Linked DNA regions of Mus musculus: region 1 is linked to region 2. The links are chromatin loops, found by intact Hi-C in ENCODE. Cell type or tissue: left cerebral cortex. All regions are shown on one strand. Each heading gives the region's core, and the rest is flanking DNA. Links, peaks and the distances in the headings are about the cores only. Region 1 overlaps Snd1 (staphylococcal nuclease and tudor domain containing 1). Region 2 overlaps Snd1 (staphylococcal nuclease and tudor domain containing 1).

What was found. A loop is a pair of places that touch in the nucleus more often than their neighbours do. Peaks named below come from ENCODE experiments on the same cell type or tissue, not always from the same donor. Only the 100,000 strongest peaks of a DNase experiment are listed, where the experiment ranks them.
Region 1: it touches region 2 in a loop (5-fold over the local background); 3 of 42 quality-filtered maps call a loop at or near these places.

Annotation. Positions count from the first base shown.
Region 1 is chr6:28,744,333-28,754,727 of GRCm38, reverse strand. It overlaps Snd1 (staphylococcal nuclease and tudor domain containing 1), which reads right to left. Exons shown (of 24, transcript NM_019776.2): 15 at 9,402-9,543. Among named protein-coding and RNA genes, the nearest start is that of Lrrc4, 82 kb to the left of the region's middle. In left cerebral cortex, for the core only: no CTCF peak of the experiment used is centred there; no DNase peak of the experiment used is centred there; H3K27ac peaks cover 123 bases.
Region 2 is chr6:28,691,847-28,702,241 of GRCm38, reverse strand. The region is part of intron 12 of Snd1 (staphylococcal nuclease and tudor domain containing 1); the gene reads right to left. Among named protein-coding and RNA genes, the nearest start is that of Lrrc4, 130 kb to the left of the region's middle. In left cerebral cortex, for the core only: no CTCF peak of the experiment used is centred there; a DNase peak (open chromatin) is centred at 4,799; H3K27ac peaks cover 993 bases.

The DNA of each region.
Region 1 (10,395 bases), core at 2,627-5,126, 53 kb before region 2:
AGGTTAGGAAGAGCTGGGAGAGGCTGGGAAGGCTCTGGTCCCAGTCCATGACTGTGCAGTTTTCATTTGGTTCTCGAGATCTTTATGATGAAGTTGCTATCTACCATGAGCAGGGGCTGGGCAAGAGGATTTAACTGCTGGCACCTCTCATCTTAAGGGGCTACTTCTGTGCTGGCAATTCACGATCTAGTATGCAGGGCAGTGAAGTCCAAATGCTAACCCTTCGAAGGCCTCCACCATCTTCTTTTCTTCCCCTGCAGTGCTGAGCAATAGCAGGTGTAAGTAACCACTGGCTTTTACAAGGGGGGATGGGAGCACAGATACAGGCAAGAACAAGTATCTGTTACCATGTCTTCCACCCACTGCTCTGGGAAGGAGAAAACTCTGCTCTCTTCAAATCAAAGCAGGCTGCTTACAAGGAATACCACATGAGTGAGAAAGATGGCCACTCTACGCAATATGCCTATTTTGATACGAAGGGTTGTTGTTGTTACCATTTCCCAATCAGTAGCACTCACGAGCATATCTAAACTTGGAAAAGAATAAAAAAAATTCCCTGTTAAACAATGAGAATCAAGAGTAAAAAGAAATAGCAGTTTGCTGAAAAACAGACTAAAATATATCAGGGCCTTAGAGTTATTTCTGCATTCCCTGCACATACAACATCATTCATGAAGAAGGCAATGGTACAAATATAGCATAAATGTCGTCTGCTCTAGCTTGTAATTTAAAATGCAAATGCTAATGAGTGAACTGGCGTATCAGTGGAGTTAATAACCGCATGCCTAGCACAGGGGCTGCATCCAAAACACACACCGAGAAGAGACAGACACCATGTTCCAATTTAAAAATAAAAACACCCAAATTAACCCTAGAAAAATCACTAGCAGATGTACAAGCTCAGGAAAAGGAGGCACACAAGGGCAGGGAAACAGGGACTTCTCTGCTAGTCTGCTGACTGGTAGACTTAGCCACCTTCATCCACAGTAAAGGTGTGCACAGGAGTCCCAGTGTTTATCCGGGAATTCTATGTAAAGCAACATTAGACTACACAGAAGGGAGGACTACACACAGGGAAGCCTGAGAGCGCCAATGTCAAGTTCTTCCACAGCCCATTTTAGAACCCTGTTAGCAGGGAGCCATAGAAGATGTACTTCTCATTTATTTTTTCATAGGCAAAGAGAAAAGAAACCCTGGTTAAACCTTTCCAAAACCTCTAAGTAATTGAAATAAATGGAAAAAAGCTTCAGTAGTGACTGCATTTGTCTCAGATGCTTCCCACATATGACAGGGACTTCTGTGCCTCATTTCTGCACATATGGGGCGATGCCTGGCACCTCTCCGTCAGAATAGGAATGTTCCTATGAGGCACAGCTCCCAGGGCTTCGGTGGCCTCATGCGTGGTGAGTCAAAGTCTGTGAGGCCTTGTAAAGGCCAACTGAGGGAATGCGCATGGTGGCCCACACCAGGCAACTTTCAAGTGTGTAGCTCCCATACAAACTGTACAATTTCATGCAAATCCAGACATCAGTTGGAGAGACCCCAGCAACTTTATGAACAAGCTGCAAGGGGAGCAATGACCTAGGGCAGAAGAGAAGGGCCAAGACCATTTATTTCATTGTTCAATAATGAACAGGTTAAATGATGTAAATTGAGAGGCAGTTCTCATAGCAACCAAGATACTTCTTACAAGTAGTGTGTACTGTTCATGCTGAGGCTACTCACTACAAGAAATGTCATAACATTTCTCTTAAAAAATAATTATTAACTGTTATATATATGCTTTGCTTGCATGTAGGTCTACATACATGTGTTTGCTTGGTGCCTGTGGAGACCAAAAGGGGGTGTCAGATCCCCTGGGACTGGTGTTACAGAGAGTTGTGAGCTGCCATGTGGGTGCTAGAACCAAATCTGCAAACAAGTGCACTTAGCTGCTGAGCCATCCGTCCATTCCTCCTTTTAATTTTAAATCATCAAATTATTTCCTCCTTTTAGTTTTAAATCATCAAATTATTTTTTATGTTTCCTGTCTTTCATCCAGGGTCTGCTTCTATAATCTTTCTGGCCAAGCAGACTCCCTCATAAAGCTAGGCTAGTGGAGAGTAGCCTAATCTAGGATGCCTTTTCACCAGTGCTAGTTGGTAAATAGAAAATGCCAGCAAGCTGATGTAATGGTGCTGAGAGAAAACTACAACAAACAACCCTCTACCAAAATGTATTCTGAAAATGCCATGGAATGCAATGGGCACAACCAGAGAGACTGTGCTATAACTGAACACATGCCAATGGACCTCTCAGATCCCTGGAAACTTCCTCTTCACCATTCCCTGCCCTAAGAAGATTCAGCAAGGAACCCTTGTTGAAGTAGAAAAGGAAGAGGAGGAGGAACTGTAAAGGAAAAAGCACACAGCCCTGCTTCTGGCTCCTTCTCAGGGCTCGTACTCTCTGTGAATGACAGGTTTTGTTTCTACCAAGGATCACCCTTATCTCACCTAAACCAAGACTCTGAACTAATAAGACCACAAAAAGCACTGGCAGCCTTCTGCGAAGTCGAAGAGTTCAGAAGGAATCTTCCCAGCGATCAGCCAAAGGCATTCCAAGTGGAGGATTATACAATGTTTCTTTGGCACACAGAACCCAAGTGAGACAGGATCAATTGAACAGTTTGACTTGGAGGCCACAGAAGTCTGACACACTCCACAGAGGGTTCCACAATGAAAAGCCCCTGGCTGACACAGGCTGACACAGAATTGCCATAGGGCCTTGCTGTTTCCTTCAACCCCTGGTCACCATCATCATACCAAGATAATTTGGCTTGTCTGAATGAAACAATTGTTGAGGAATCTGAAAATCAGAATCCTTAAGTGTTTCAGCTACAAGGTCTGTGGCTCCCTTAAACTATGCTGAACAAATTTTATTTTTACTGATGACTTTATTACTTTGCCTTGTTCAGAAAAATATTTGAAGTGGCTATTGAACTAATTGAAGCCCTCCCTCTTGTCTCCTGAAACACTATTTTATCCTTTGAGCCCTATGGTCCACTCCCAGATACGGGCATTTCCATTCTCACTGAAGATGACATACCATTAAAATACTATGGAACAGGGTACCCTGCCTTGGCCCAAACTAGCAGTCTGTCCCACTGGTCTCTGAATCTAGAACTTCTGGGTTTCAGAGCAGGACGGTTAGCTCTCTAAGAGTATCACAATGCTTATTTACTGTTTCAGAATCTCCAAGTGAGTCTCATCTGTTTGTAATTTAAGGTTGTGTTTCTCTTTCTCCTACCTCATGTTTTGTTTGCTATTATTACTGTTTTGAGACTGTACTCCAGGCTGGCCTGGAACTATGCCAATCTTCCTGCCTTAGCCGCTCATGTGTCGGGATGACTGATCTGAACAGCCCAGCTACCCTATCCTTAAAATATTTGTTCCCCTTTATGTCTATACATTCCTTCCTGCTAGAAGGCTCCAACTTTATCATGCATTTCTATCTTCCTTAAGATGGTGCCCAGAGGACAGAAAACATTATTAAATAACCATGCCAATGAATGTCTCATAAGTTATGAGGCAGTGCATTCTGGGGCTGGTTCATGATTGAGAAGGTAGACAATCAGCCTACAGTTAGAGGCTTTGCTCTTTCACCTGCCCGTGAGCAGGCAGAGACTTCACGCTGAGGCCACAGCACTGAAGCTCAATGGGAGGAAAGTCCTTTGAGAAGAAGTTTGTTGAGAAAGTCCCACAGAAGCAGACACAGCGATGAGGACTGCATCCTTTTCGTAAGGCAATTCTTCTGAGAACTGAGACAGGCAAAAATGTTCTGCCTAGATAGCCAATCTGCCAAAAGAAAAGCTCCACATCTTCTGCTACCTTCCCTGGAAGGTTTTTCATCCCTCAATTACTTGTTCTTTCCTCTGCTCTTTTGCTGTGCTTTGCATCTGGGTTTGCCATCCTGTATTACCCTCCCCCACACCCCTCCATCCCAGTGAAATACAACTGGTACAATGGCAGTGTTGGCAGGCAGGGACTTTAAGGGATGGATTATTTACTGGAGGAGTAGGAGTTAGGAAGTGACCCTGCTCTTCGGAATTTTTCTCTTTTAGTTATACACTTGCCCTTCAACTTTCTACCTTGAGTTGAAGCAGCAGGGGTTCCCACAGAAGCAAGCAGATGCTGGTACCACTCGGGATTTAGATGACACGGCTTCCAGAACTGAGAGCCAGAATCCACTTCTTCCCCATACGCATTACCAGTCTCAGCTTAGCTGGGTCATGGCCACAACACAAAAGGAACTAAGACAATTCTTACGATGTGCTGCTTTCATTTATGATAATTCTAATTTTATTATTACTTGGTTTTATATGGCTGTGTATATTACTAAATTAAAAGTTAATTTGAGAGCATAAACTATCTTGTTAATTTATGTACCTACCTTGTAATAAATTTGTGAGAACTCTGGGCCTTGTCACAAATGCTGCCCAAACCTGTTGTGGCAATAATTTCCTGTAAGTGACATTTTGGGATGCTCTTCATCATAAAAATAAATAAATAGCTACAGAATCTCCGGAAGGTCTCTTGTCAAACTGCCTATTTCAGGTGACGGGTCCCAACTGAAAACACACAGGCAGAGGAGACATCCAAACTGGGAAGTCCCAAGAGAAAGAATATCCCACTTTACAAATATCCATTAAGTTGCAATTCAATTAAAACATCTGAAAGGAATTCATAAGTATCAGCAGACCCTGTAATTGCTTAATTAAGGATAGAAGCCCAGCAAACACAACCACAGTAACAGTCTGATTCATTAGCACCTCTCTGATAGCAGAATGGGGTTTCTCACTTAAACATACATTGGCTTTAATTGTGTAATTTGGTTAGGCACTGGTAATCAATGGGGATCTACCATTCCTGGGGCCCGGAGATGAGAAGGATGCTCCTGTTTACCTTCCCTCCCTTGCTCTCATTACAAGTTTTTGGTCTATTGAAACAAGCAGTTGATATTCCAATTACGACAGGCTGGAAGAGACTTTGAAGTGAAGGAAGGAAATGAAATGAAACACCATTCAAAGGCATTCAAGATGGAAGGACAGACACATAGCCACACCTTTTGTGCATCGTGAACAAATCCACTACCAGTCATTAAAACGTAGACACCTAGAGCCTTATTGCCTAGCTTGTCAGATTGCATCACCAGGGGGTGGGGCAGGGAGCTATAATCAGAAAGACACAAAAAAGTAAAAGAGATGCCAAAGGGCAGGCAAAGGGAAGCCCCATTTTCTCGTCCTAGCTCATGTGTCTAAGTAAATGGTTAAGTGTAAGTCACCTGCTGTGGTCCACATGGAACCCCTGCCAAGTGGCTGCTGCCATCTAGACAGTTTGTCCCAAGAGTCAGTTCTATGTAAGGTGAGTGCTATCTAGCCCAGCCCCTCACCCTGCTCACCTTGGCTTGTAACTCACCAGACTGCACCAACTTTAAGGCATAGAAGTGCAAACAATTTGTATGTGTTTCAACCTAGGTTGGCAAAAGATCCCAAAGACCTGATTTAAGATTCCTTACGTTACTTTACCCTGAAGGTTCAAATTACTCTTCTCTTTTAGTTCTGGAGAAGGCATTTTGTTTACAGGACATTACCTTGATACCTGCTATGCTTAGTCAGTATGACAACTTCCTGAACTGTGCCCTCAGCATGGCCCTGATGCCCAAGGGGTATCATGTAATTTACAACAAAAAACCTTCACACAAAGGTCATGGTAATAGTAGGGCACACACTCCATGCTCATAAAAAATAAGAATCAAGAGGCACATGAGCTGCAAATATATGCTTCAGTCTTTCTTAGACAAGATACCAAAATAAAGCTGCACACACACGGTGAGTGACTGAGCTAACGTGAATTCAAAGACTAAGGTTTGCTGCTTTTGTTCTAATGGAAGGAAACGTGTGTGGCTTACTAAATGCTGCTGGAGGAAAACTGATGCCTTAAAAACAAACATAAGCTGCCTTGGGTTCTCAGGATCACCAACTGTGATTTGCCTCCAAGAGCAAAATAAGTGTGCACAGGAGGCACAGCAGCAGGCTTAGGGACCTTCAGCACTCTCAGCTCTGATCGGCTAAGGTCGTCTGCTCGCTGACCAAACCTAGGCCAGGTGCTGAAAGGACTAAAGGGCACGAGCTGTCAGGAGGCACTGACCTGTTAGCTGCAGCTGACTTTCCCAGCCCCACCTGCTATCCCATCTGACTAAACAATCACTTCACGTACAGGGGTGCAGGAACCGTGACAGAGAGACCAGCTGGCTCCGGCCAAATGCCACTCCCTATCAAGCTGTGGGGCCGTCTGCCCAAAAAAGGCCACATAAAAATGCAAAGTATCCACCCCACCTTCAAGTACAGAGAGCTCTCCAAAAGGCCAGGATTAATGAGAGCGGCAAGGAGGGATGGAGTTCAACAAATGTCTTGACTTTCCCCTTGCGAACTGCGATCGAGTTGTGATAGAGACCATTTTTGCAGTTAGTTTCATATGGTGTGGAGTGAGTTGTGCCATGAGAATAGACTGTCCCAACAGTCACAGCTCAGGTCTCCAGGCCTATGCTTATGCTCATTCACCTTGAGGTCACAAAGGTCTCTCTTAGCAGACTCACACCACCCATGTTCCAGCGAACTTTCATCCCCAGGTCAGCTTTGCCTTGTCCACTCACAATCTCCTTGAATTCTCGAATTTGCATCAGGGCCCCTCATCTCTTTAAACTGCATGTTCCCTAAGATTTTTCTCCATCCTCCCTATCTCTGCACAACCTCTTTGGAAGACAGGGTCTCATGTAGCTCAGGTTAGTCTAGATATATAGCCTCGAACTCTCGATCATCTAGCCTCCATTTCCTCAGTACTGTGATTATAGGCTTCTACCACCAGCCTTGGCTAGTCTATCTTTTTGATATGAAGATTTTGTTGAGTTTTAGCTAACAATCGAGGATTGTTTTAAGAAAAACAAATAGCTATACTAGATAGCTTTCTAACTCTAACATACAACCTCATGACTTGACAGCATGTGTCAATTTTAGAAGTACAGTAGATGCCGGCATCCTTTTGCCATGTTACCCAGTCAACTCTCATTCATATGTGCTATTTTCCATTCTCTGATAGACTTTGAGCTAAGCAGTCTTTATCTGGTAAGTCTGCTCCTTACCAGCAGCCATGGGTATTTTCTAGTCACCTGGAATCTGCCTTTGGTTGATAACTGATGAAAATATATCTACAAAGGTCACCTATGACTTTCTGACTGATTAAACAGTATAAGATCATGTCAGTGCTTTGCACACTTGATGTTTTAACTCTGACTGTGCTGGCTCCTCCGAGTTCTCCATCTCCTTAGCCTCCCAGAACCACTCTCAATGGTTCTGTTATTCACAGGGTAGCAGCTCCTGTCTGCATAGGAATTCGTAGCCTTATGCTGGAGTTCTTGGGTGTTCACTTCACATATGGGGTGGAATACACCACTCCTAAAGCTGTTCTGCAGGCACTGCACACATGCGGAGTACTCCATGATCTGAGCATCTGCCCAGGCTCTTCTGATGAGCCGCAACATTGCCATGGAAACTATAAATATTATACATCCAAGGCCAAACCAATTACCCATTTCTCTAACGAGCTTCTCTCACTGTTTTAGCTTTGACTATGGCCTTCATATCTACTCCTAGGCTCCAGTTTAGGATGCCTGACTTCCTCCCCTACACCCATCCTACACACAAGGGAAGTCTACCTCCCAAAGACTTGTGGTTATGCTTTGTAGCATGTATTTGCTGCTATGTAATCTATCTTTCAGACTGGAAGTTAACTTAGGCAATGTCTTGGAACTATGACACTTAGGAGAATGCTAAGTCTACAGAAGAAATGATTGACATACTCAAGCAGTATCATGGCTTCCTTCTAATTGAGGTGGAATGAGCAGCATCCTGCAGAACCTCCATGAGCTGGCTCTGTTGAAGGAGCTGAGTTTAGAAGACAGTGTCTTTGGTCCTCTATGGATCTGAAGCCAGGTTTCTGAGAAACAATCAGACCTTTTCTGTTTTCCATCCTGGACTAAACTCCACGCTGCCAAGATGCTGCTTTAGTTTTTTGTGTAGATAGAAGAATGAGCTGAATATATACCTCAAACCCCAGAACAAGAATCCACAGCCAAGAAACCTCTCACCTACAGAAAGCTTAAGAACAGGGCACAAATATCCACAGGAAGAGACTCGCACTGCCCTGTAGCCTTCCTCTACTACAACTGCCACCAACAGAAACACAAATTTGGCCCTCCAGCAAGGTGTGGATTTGATTCGAGCCTTCTTTCTCCAACTGTCTCTGAGGATGGAGTCCTTGCAGGAACCCTGCAGAGCTCCGTAGGGACCATCAAACCGGTGCCTTGTCAAGAGAGGACAGTCACTCAGCAGCAGTGAGCTCACGGCCAGGTGGTCAGGGAGTGGTTTACCGTACATAACTCAACCCTTCCAGTTGGGGCCTGGCTTTATTTCTCTTATCTAGACAAGAAGTTCTCAGTGCCTTCCAGGAAAAAGGGGCCAAGGGATTCTGGCTGTGGACGAATAGAAAGCAAAGCTCTTGCTCCCTTCAACCACAGCAAATTCTATTCAAGAATTCAACAGAAGTGCTGAGGCAACAGGACAGTAACAGAAACGGCACCGCCATCTGGGAGCACAAAAGCGTGTGTCCTTTGTGAGTGGATGAATGTGTATGAGCAGTAGGAGGATGAAGGGACAGCCTTCCTTCAAAGACCGCAGTTTCTGTAAGGGCTGACTGGAAATAAATATCTTTATTATTTGCCAGCAGCGAAGAAATGAAGCGGTTTATACTCTGAATACATAAATGTAAGTTGTTCAAAGAGCACAGTTCATACAGTCTTGCTGTCTAGGGAAACATTAAGCTACCTAGAAAGGCAGGCTACGAGAGGTGCATGTTCAGGCGACAAGGAAGGAGGAAGGCTTGCCCTAGCACGTCATTCTCAGTCAACATGGAACACTACTGATGGAGGAGCCAGTGAAAGTGGTGTCACTGCGAGACTTTCCTAAAGGACTGGGAACCTGATGACATTGGAAGAAAAGAAAAAAAGGGCCAAGAGGCACTGCCTGGGGAACACCACGGGCAGGGCAGCTCAGATCCTGAGGCTGCTTACTACTGACACGGCAGGGGCAGGTGACCTTAAATGGCTAATGCCAAGTACGGAGATCCTATTATTTGTTTTCTGGGCTTAGAATTCCCTCCATCTATGCAGGATGAGGTTCAGTGCTGTCTTTCAAACTATTTTCCAAAGTCATATGCTTGGCGGAATGAAGGAAAAACAGGAGGGCTTGAGGCTACAGGGAGAAGACCAGGGTCAACTTCCTATGAGGACATAAGTGACATGGAACTCACCGGCCAGCAGGAAGGTGATGAGGCAGGTCTCCTTAGGTAAATAGAGCTTGAGGCGAGAGCCACTGAAGACATACTCCACCACAGCCTCAGAACGGCCTGCCCGCTGAAGAAAGGGCAGGAACTGCTTTGCTTTCTGGGTGTCCTGATGGAGAAAAGGAGGAGACAATCACTGGAGAGCAGTGACCATGACAGGACACACGCTCCTTTGTCTTCGGAGCAGTGGGCACAGATAGGTGCTCATTTGTCTTCAGTTTGGGATAAAAAGTTCAGAGGAAGGAAACTATGCAAGTTAACCACCTAAGAATCGGTAATTTTTGAAGGCATGGCCCAGATGTGCTACTCATGTGACCTCGTTGACCAAATGCTTCCTCTGCACAGCAGCCTCACACTAAGTGTGTATGTAAGTTAGGTGAGTGCTTGCGAACTGAGCTTATTCCTGCTCTGGGGCAGGATGAAGAGTTCATTTTCTCTTCAGCTAACACTGAGGTCAGAAAACTAATACCATTTTCCCATGGCAGCTAACTTTAATTTTCTTTTTTTTTTTTTTTGAAAAAAAAAAAATGGTGTTCAGGCCATGTTACATAACACGTATAGTCCTTGCTCAGGAAGCCATGACACACTGCATAAGACTCCAAGCTCTGGCTTAACCTTGTGTAGAACCTGGCCTTTTCTGGACATCAATCCAATTATCCCTGTTTCATATGCATTTTGAGGATGGGGGTGTATGTGTGCCGGGGATGTTCTCCTATCCAGGGAAATCTGTAAGAGCAGGATATGTTCCATAAAGACAAAGACCATATCACACCAGCTCAAATACTTATGGAAATAAACACACACACACACACACACACACACACACCCATCTAGCACTTTCCAAACATCTTTAATGCATCGGCACAAGCCCATGCATTCTGCTCTCAAGAGTACCAAGTGTGAGCATTTAGAGTCTCAGAGCTCTTGACCACATAGTCGCTGAGGGCTTTCAAATCCTCTC
Region 2 (10,395 bases), core at 3,351-5,850:
AACACTAACCATACTAACTTTTCAGAGCTAAATTATGAAAAGCCTGTTTCTCAAGAATGTTAATTCATGACTTAACTGATTAGACATGATGCATTTAGATGTCTGGCTATCAATACAGACAAAGCTCATGCATATGCAACAGGGAGAATACTTCTCTCACTCACACACTATGTGACTTCCATGATTTGGTGCCTAGAAGAAGAGCTAACTAAAATATGTAACATGATAAATAGAAACTGGGCTAAATGGATAAGGACCTACAGAGCAGGCAGGGGAATAATAATAGCTCACACCTCTGCAGGCCCACCCCCGCCACTCTCCATCTGAAAAGGATAATAGATAGCTCAGTGCTCCAGGCGCCCAGATTTCTATCTAGGCCCTTTGAGCTTAACATTTTCCACTTAAGAGCCATCTTCATTTTATCAGCCACTGAGGTGCCTAGGAAGATTACAAAAGGAGAATATTTTCCTTAAGGCAAACACATGTGGGCACATATTTAAAATAAAGCAAACCCAAAGAAATACTTTTGCAATATATCTTAATGAAACTTAAAGGGAAGGACTGAATGGTAATTAAAAGCTCAGTATATTCAGCAGTCACCTTGTCTGTGGGAAGAAATGTATCTCGAGTGTGTGTGTGTGTGTGTATGTGTGTGTATATATATATATATATATATATATATATATATATATATATATGTATATAGATATATATATATATATGCATTTACACACTCACCATACAACTTTATTGTAAATATTATTGTAATTTCAAGACTTGAAGGTCAAATGCCACAGACAACACACACTCCATGTTTGTATTCTGTGAGACATTGAGGCATAGGCTTAGGATGGGCAGCTATGATTCCCAAAGGCTACAACAGTATGATGCTGGAAGGGTTCGGCTACTTCCTTTTTGTACACTGGCTAAGCTTTTGCTTTAAGTGTGGGCATTCTCACAGCGCTGGCCTAGAGGCCCAGAACTCTATTATAATGGCTCAATTTCTTTCTCATCAGCTGTTCAGACAAATGCTACAGTGGAGCTGATGGACAACAGAATCTAGAGCTTATGTCTGTCTTTGCAACTCAGTTGAGGCAGTAAGAAAGCAAAGGTTCAATAAAGAAATTCAATGAAAGACTCAACAAATAGATCAGAAGATTCTTCGGAACATATGGAGAATGTGAGCTTTTGGTCCATATCAGCTACTTTTCTTGAGGCTAGGAGAAAATACCGACAACAGCTACTTCAGGCTGACAATGTGAGGACACATAGGCCTCTGTGGTAGGGAAGCCACAGCAGCAGGAAGGTGAGGTGGCTGGTCACACTACATCCAAAAGTCAGGAAGCAGAGAGCGATGATGCTCAGCTTGCTTTCTCCATTTTATTCAGCCCCAGGTTCATGCCAGGGTGCTGTCCACATTCGTGCATCTTTCCTGATGTCAAACCTTACTGAAGCATCCTCATAGATATTGCCAGAGATGTCCTTCCATGGCTACCCTAAGTTCCACAGGGTTGGTAATGAAGATTAATTCTGATACCATTCGAAATGCTTAATGCTCACAGTTCCTCAAAGGAGGCTCCACAAAGATCCTCTGTTCCCACTAAGACCTCTAGCACTCATATTCTTAGAGGCAGGAACCCAGCACTTCAGGCTGGTGACAGACTTGGCTTCTTAAAGCTGGAAAAAAAATGCATCTATAAAGGGTAAGAACAAAAATTCAGCACAAGACAGACTGAGAGAGACAATGGGCCAGGAAGAAAACCTTACTCTGAGTATTTTCTAACCAGAGTAGACCTCAAAAGAAGGAAAAAAATCCCACTAAGCGAAGGATAGCTTTTAAAAGCTAATAGGATCACCTTTCCCAAGACTCACATCACACATTTCCATAACGGTGTCTTTGGTCTCCTGGTTTCTACTGACTGAAAGGGTCCCAGCTCTACCCCTTTCCCACCCAGACAGCCAAGCACTTCTCTTACAACCCAGCAGCACGTGCACACAGGATATTTGTTTCTGAAGCATCAATAATTGGAAATACATATCTTCTACAGATTTTCTAAATTCTCTACCTCCATCTTACCTACCTTCTTTTAAAACTTCCTCTTAAACTTAGCTGGTTCTAAAATTGATTCAAATTGATTTCTAAACCTTTTCTTTTTAACAAATATCATCAGAGCCAGGCAGTGGTGGTGCACGCCTTTAATCCCAGAATTTGGGAGGCAGAGGCAGGCTGATTTCTGAGTTCAAGGTCTACAGAGTGAGTTCCAGGACAGCCAGGGCTACACAGAGAAACCCTGTCTCGAAAAACCAAAAAAAAAAAAAAAAAAATCTTGACAGTGCTAGGTGACTCTCTCAGCATTCACAATACAAACTGACAACAAACTAGAAGATTTTAATGTTTCTGTGTTCCTCGTCAGCTTTAGTGATGAGGTCAGGTGAAGTGGAAGGGAAATCATAAACTATTAAGGGTAGAATTAAGGTAGAGCGAGGCCTGCAGCAAAGCATGCACACTGGAGGTTCTGTGACAACCCACCAGAAAAGAGCCTGGTCCCAAACCCCTCAACACATCAACAGGCCAGTGTAATAGATTACAACTCCTGGGCCTATCGGCCCCGTTTCTAACCACTTGGAGGCTGAGGCAATGCTAAGTTTGAGGCCAGCAGAGACGATAGAGGAAGAGCTTGTCTTCACTGCCAAGGGCTATCAAAGTATACATACACTGTAACCTAAAAATTAAAATGTCATTATTATGGCCAGGTGTGAGATGCATTCCTGTACCAGCAGCACTCAGGAGACAGAGGCAGGAAGGGACTAATGCTCCTGGTCAGCCAGAGCTACATACTGAGAGCCCATCTCAAGAATGGAGGGAGGACTGGGGGAGGTGGGGCCATAAATGGTTTATTGTTAAACAAACAAACAACAAAAAGACGTGAACCAACCAATCAAGAAAAAAGGAAAACTCTTAGAAGCAACGATTATGTGTGTTACTGTGTTCCAGGGGGTGGGAGAGGGGAGAGAAGAGCACACTTGCAAAGCAGCAAACCATCTGGGCAAGGAAGAACAATAAAATTGGAATGCAGCTGTAATGAGAGAGCACCCATCTTCAAAGAGCTAGTATTTTCTCTGCTCTTTAACCATCGTAGCAAAAGGAAAGGATCCCAGAAAGGGAAAGATAAGCAACAAGAGTGGGATGCAGACCGATGTGAGTAGACTCAGTCTGACTGTAGGCCACATTGGGAATGAAGGCAGGAAGTGCAGGATGGAAAAGAGGAGGACAAGGCCTCCATGACCACCGCTGCCTTACACACAGGCAGCCACTAACCTGATCTAGCTCACAGCCACGGAAATGTCTTTATCAATCACTTAATGATGATTACACTTCAAAACTAGCCTTACATTTGAGCACTAATCAATGCCCCCAGACACAGAGGCCATGCTCCACTCAACTCCAACAGCATTCTTCAGACTGGGTGGGGGAAAAAAAAACAGGAAAAATCAAAGAGGTCCAGGGCCCTGGCTTTTAAACGCTGGGTACTGAGGAGGTGTTCCTTCACATTCGCCTGCCAACGCATCTATGAACCACAGAGATACCTGGTCCACTTATGTTCTATTACTGCACTAGGCATACTTTCGTTGATTTCCTGAAGGAGCAACTGACAGGGAAAGCAGGAGTCAAACACTATGGCTGGAAGCCATAGAATGAAACCCCTAAAGCCACATCATACATCTGGCTAGTGGAGGGTATAGTTCTGAAAATATGGCTGAAAATGCTTTAGCAAAAGAAGGGAGGAAACACAACATCAGATAGTTCTGCTCAGTAAACAGACAATTTTACTTCGCCCCAGGATTTCTGCAGTGCTAGAATCTTATTGCCACCTCTTATTTGATAGTCTTAGTATTCAGCAATATCATGTTTAAGGCTTTATGAGACGAGTATAACTAGCATTCTGCTCATGATGACACTTCCCCTCCAAATACCAGGGTACTGCCAAGGTGACCAAATACTTGAGGAAGTGAGGCTATTGAGGAAGGAGGAGCATATTAAATAAATAGCAATAACACAGATACCACCCACCTTCAAACAGTTAGCATTCTTCCCCAGTCTACAACTATCCCAGTCAAGCACAATAAAACTAAAGAATAACAAAGCATGGGCTGGTTTGAATCTTCTTCTATGACAGAGGATATGACAGTGACCACCAAAGTTATTCTATGGAAGAAATGGAGACAATAGGTGCCTCATAAAGAACGAGAGCAAATGCCGGGCATGGTGGCGCACGCCTTTAATCCCAGCACTTGGGAGGCAGAGGCAGGTGGATTTCTGAGTCCGAGGTCAGCCTGGTCTACAAAGTGAGTTCCAGGACAGCCAGGGCTATACAGAGAAACCCTGTCTTGAAAAATCAAGAATAAATAAATAAATAAATAATAAAATAAAATAAAAAGAACTAGAGGAAAAGATATGATATGTGCCCTTTTAAAATTATTATGTGTACATACATGTGTGCGCCTGTGGATGGGTATGTGCATGTGATGGTGGGTGCCTGCAGGGGTCAGAGGTCTCAGATCACAGAGACAGATTTATGTGAACCTCTTGAAGTAGGTGGTGGAAACAGAACTGGGGATCCTCTGGAAGAGTAGCAAATGTTCTTAATGGTTCAGCCATCTCACCAGCCCCTAGATCTAGCTTAAAAAAAAAAAAAAGTAATTGGTCTAACAAACACGTGCTTCCAACCCAGCCAAATTGGTCTACTCATAGCTAAATATGCCATGCATTCACATTTCCAACTATTTGCAGGACATGTGAATTTGTGTGAGTCATCCTCACATAAAACTCAGCATTTCAAAAATAAAATGCAGTTTCCTAGATTAAAAATTTTGCTGAATTGTACCAATCACCTCCTCCATCCTGCAGTCCCACAGGCCAGCCATGTTGATTGCAGAACAACATCCCGGCAGGACTCAAACCTCCATGCTTTCTTTCTCTATTCTTCCTCCCCACTCTTGCTGAGACGTCCACTGTGTCTTCTATGGTCTATACAGCATCCCCTACCTGATCCTTAACACTGCCAGCTCAATCATTTCAAAAACACTTAGATGCCAAATAGTCCTACTTCTTCCAGTCACCAGCACCAGCTCTACCACCAGAGAATACACGCTTGGAAGGTTTCAATATAGAGACAAGCATGGACTTCCTATGTCTGAAATGATGTTGGGGAGGGGAAGGAGGTGTGAGAGGACATCAACGGGGGATGGGGAGAGGAACAGTGAAGAGACAGATAAGGAGAAAGGATATAAGATTAAGGGAGGCTAGGAAGACTGGTCTTTACTGAGTCCTTTTTTAAATACTTTAAAATAGTTATCTCATTTGATCAGCACATGAAACTTGTGGCACCTCTTATGAGCAAGAGTCATGGTATAACCAAAAGGCTGGGAATAGAGAGGCAGCATTTTAGTATGACAGAGACTTTGCCTGATCCAACACCCAATCTATCAATGTCTGATGGCACAGCTTACTTACAGTCACTGAAAGACTGTTGTAGCTGTAGCAGACATTTGTGGGGGCTACTAAAGGACTGTCATTTTAACACACAATATCTTACCTAATCTTTTTATCAATACAGAGGCAGACATGCCTTTTGTTTCCCCAAAGAGTAAATCCTTTCAGATTTGCAGCATGATATCCTACTGTAAGTGGCAGAGCTGCAACCAGAAGCCAAGTTTTTCCATTCTGAATCTAGTGTCTTTCTCACTAAGCAGTGTCACACAATAAGCAAGAATATTATGTACAGTCTAGCCCTGGAGACCTCTCTAGCCCTGCCTGAGGAAGTCCCTTCCAGCTTTACTGTGCTCACCCAGGCAGTGCACTTCCTGGGGGCTCCCAGACCTGGCACCCACCCATTGTGCTCTGTGGTGGCACACAAAATTAGCAGGTGTCTGTTGACGCTATGTATTATCGTCTTCCTTTCTGAGTGTATCTTGTTGAACACCTAGACTGTATTCCCTCCTGGTCTATGAAGAGTCACACACTTAGTAGGCATTCAATAAATATTTATTGGCTAGCAGATTGATTTCTCACAGAGTTCCCAGGGGGTTCTGTGGGCTGTCAGATGAAAACAAAGTAATAACTGACTGAGTCACAGAATTTTTGAGCAAAAAGAGTCCGCAGAGATAAACTAATCTAAATGCTTCCATATAGAGATGAAGACAGATCCAGAGATAAATTGTAAGCAGATGTTTAAGGGAAAACAGAGACAGACACCATCACAACAGGCACCCAAGAGCCCTCTGAATCTCAGACCATTTCCCTTATACTGCTGTCCTTTAAAATTTCTATAAAACAGGAATAAATATAATGTGCTCATGAATTATCTAAGATGCCTTTAATACATTAAAAATATATCAGCACATTAAAAATAATCTATTCATATTAGATTATAAGTTTGACCACTCTAATACTAATAAACTTGCTAAAATACACATTAGACATTTAACTAAATGGTTTGTCTGCCAACAAAGGAGATTCAGTGGACCTATTTGAGAAATGAATGATTTGAAAATGACCAATGTCTTCCCTTTCCCCTCAACATATATTCCAACATAAAGCAGAACCATTCACTGGAAACAGAGCAACATTTTCTTCATCTCTTTCTCTGCCCTTCTATCCTTTGAGAAATAGTATTTCACAATACATCACCTTGTTGACTTTGAGAGTGCACCTTACTGATAGAACACTTACTTAAATGCTCAGAAGGCATTAGGAACTGAGATTGCTTTAAAGAAAAAGAAGAAAAGCTGTAGTGTGATGAGTGTGGACTTTCAGATGAGGGAAAAAATTCTTGCCTTCTCTCTCTTACTGACCATGTAGACTGCTCTGGGCTTGTTCAGTCTGACTGCAGGCTCACTCTTTTGCTGACCACCACACTATTCTCTGACAAGTCACTAAACGAAGAGGATTCTGACTACTTGGGTACAATATGGCATAGAAATGTGTGAAAGCTACCAAATGCCATGTTCCTTACACACAGCTCACAGCCATGGTCTCAATGGGACGCAGTAAAGCTCCACATCCCATGCACATCATCACTGGACACTGATGTTCTCATTCCTGGCAGATAAGTCATTCTGACACAGACAGGTTGACAGGACAGTTAGAATTTTACAATGGTACCTGGCCCCTGCAGCAACATCCAGTGAAGCTGGTAAGGGTGCTTAGGCCAAACTACTAGTTAAAGCAACCATAACTAACGCTTCCTGACTCTTGGCATTGTGTTGCTCCCGGCTACTTAGTTCTATCTTTCCATAATTCTCTCACACTAATAACTCCCTTACTAGTACAGTCAGAATTGTTACTGTTCTTTGCATCCAAAATCATCTTAATAGATTTAACAGACGCTGACATCATGAAGACTCATTCGTAAGAGTTTAAAACAAAAGTTCTTGCCAAGCCTGGTGGCAAAGGCCATGATCCCAGATACTTGCCACTCAAGGGGCTGATTCAGGAAGATGACATATTCCCAGTCTACTTGAGCTATAGAGTAGGGTGTTTGCCTAGTATGAGACTTCAAGGTTCAAGGTTTAGTACAGCAGCTCTTGACCCCTTTGGAAGGAGGGGTGTGTGTGTCACTAAAACACAGACATTTATATTATGATTCGAAATAGCAGCAAAATTACCATTATGGAGTAGCAATGAAAATAATTTTATGGTTGGGGGTCAGCACATCATAAGGAACTGAGTTAAAGGATCACAGCATTAGGAAGGCTCAGAACCACTGCCTTAGCACAACTATCCAAGTAACTAAGTAGCATGGTACATGGACCACACTTTCCTCTAAGATGACAAAGGCAAGTGACATCTGCCAGGAGTGCTGTATCTGCTCCAATGATCCCCAATTCCTACTGCAGTGCCATGGTCCAGGGCAGGTAGCTGGACAGCACTTAATCTTTAGCCTTCTTGGAGAAGAAAGAGGGATTGTGTTGTCTTGCCACTTGAGTCCTTCTCATGTGTGCTCTCCATCTAAATGTGAAATGCTATGTGGGGCATTAACGGCCCCAGAACCCAACAGCTTCGGCCACTCTGCTAAGGAAAAGCAAATGGGAAACAAAGAAAGGCAGACGGCTTAGAGACACCAACTCAGAGGTAAGCAGTGTAAGTGTAGTGTAGCCACATCCATGAACAATGTATTAATGTGTACAATACATACAAGGTAAAAAAGAAAGCTACTCTATTTAGGCAATGGGTCATTTACAGGAGTCTATAAGAAGGACTGGGTAGGGCGTGAAGGTCTGCTGCTAGTTTACAAACACAATTTATACCCCAACTACACTCACTCAGAATGGATAAACAAATCACAGGCCACACACGCCTTACCAGTTAAACAGTTCCATAGCCGTGGGCACTGAAAAGATATTGGATTGCAGCTTTGTCTACTTCACTTGTTTTCTAAAGCCATGCAAGAAACCAACTTCCTTAAAGACATTTTACAGTGTGGCAGACTTCTTTTAAAGGTCAGTCTTATACAGACACTTGGAGAGAGAACACAGAGAAACAGTTGCATATGGTGAAACAGGAATTTCTGGAATAAAAGTGGCCTATTATCCTGACAAAAGAGAAGCCACCCAGCAGGGACACTTGTCTTCCCCAGAAGCCTGTTAGGCTCCCTACCTGGCACCTTCCAGGGCCATCAGGACATCAGTGAAGCACAGAGATCTGGAGGTGCTTACACCCACTTACTCCAGCTCTGGGTGTTTAAGCTTGTGCAGGTTTCCACACCCCTAAGATGAGAAAGTCTATGAAACACATTGTACCTCACATATTGTTGACTTTTTATCCACATGAACTAGGACTTACTGATGAGCAGTCATGGAATATACATTCAAGTAGCTATCTTATAATAGTTGGCAATAACATTCAAAAATAACCAGACAGCATCGTGTCAATGGGTATTTAACATAACATAGGTTATAGAATACTGTAGAAGTATTAAAACTTCCCTTTAGGCCTCCCATTAGAGACGCTGCGGGCCCTATCTGCTGTGGAGGTTAGAATGCCCAGCAAAGTCATGAGATCCCCAGCATCACGTCTTAATATGCACTCCTTGCTAAGATAGGCTATATCTCCCAAACACGCTGTAGCACAATAAAGAGGAGAGAAAATGAGCGCGTGGGGAAGGGATAAAATATTGTTTCTCACTAGGGAAACAGATTCTCAGACTTCAGGACTCCTTTTGTGATAACTCAGTTTTACCTTGGCTAAGGGCCTTTTTTTCATCTGCATTTCAAGCTCATTAACAAAAATGTGTTCAAGGAATGGATTAGAAAAGGGAGAGCTGACTTGAACAGCTGACATTCTGTTCAGCTGTCCCTCATTCATGTACCAGCTCTGTGTACTATGCCAACTAGGATGCTTACTTATATCTCAGCACTGAGGATGCTGAAAATCAAGCTTCATATTCACACAGCTTGTCAACTGGCAATTTGGCCTATTACTTTATATTGAAAACTGTAAGTAGCAGCAGTATGTGCCCAGAACCATCACACAATGCTTCTGCAGTGATGACTAGCCCCACAATACACTAGGGACAACAGGAGAGACTACAAGCAGGACAACTTTAACATAGCCAGGAAAAATCAGTTTCCTACTAACTAAACAGATATAGGCAGTTCAACCGCTATCCTTTTATTTGGCTAAACAGAAATGAAGACACACAATCACACACACATACACACACACACACTTGAGTGACAATCTGGACTACAATTTGGGTCTCGGATCCTAAAATCATACATACAGATCAGAAAAGGTGAACAGGAAATCATACTAATGCCAGCCATGGCTTAGACGGATTTCAAGAGCCTTACCTTAAATGAAAAGGCCTACCTTAGAAGATGATATCTAATGTACTGTTTCATTTACATACAGGCCTTAAAGTTATGAAGATGAGAAGCAAAACTAGAGTCAGGAATGATGGGAGGGGAAAGAATACAGGAGGCAACACAGGGAGATCATTATGATGACTGAATAATTTTCTTCTTTTACCTCACTGTATAATAAATGGCACCAAAACATAAATGTAAGTATATAAATATTAATGCCCAATTCCTATTTTTAGTACTATATGAGATAGAGCCACTAGCAGAAAATGAGTGAAGGGCACATGGAATGCACAGCGACTGCTCTCAATGCTTTTTAAAATCCATCTGTAATTACTACAAATCAGGTTTTTAAAACATCAATAGAATTTGAACTTAAAAGAATTAGAAGAAAAGCATTGCAAGTCAAAAGTCCACCCAAGTAGCTTTAGTGGCATATAAAATTTGGGTTTTCTGCTATCTTCTTTCCCTACTTCAGCAATACGATCTTTCACCACCCTAACTTTGCTCGCTGACCCCAGCCACAAA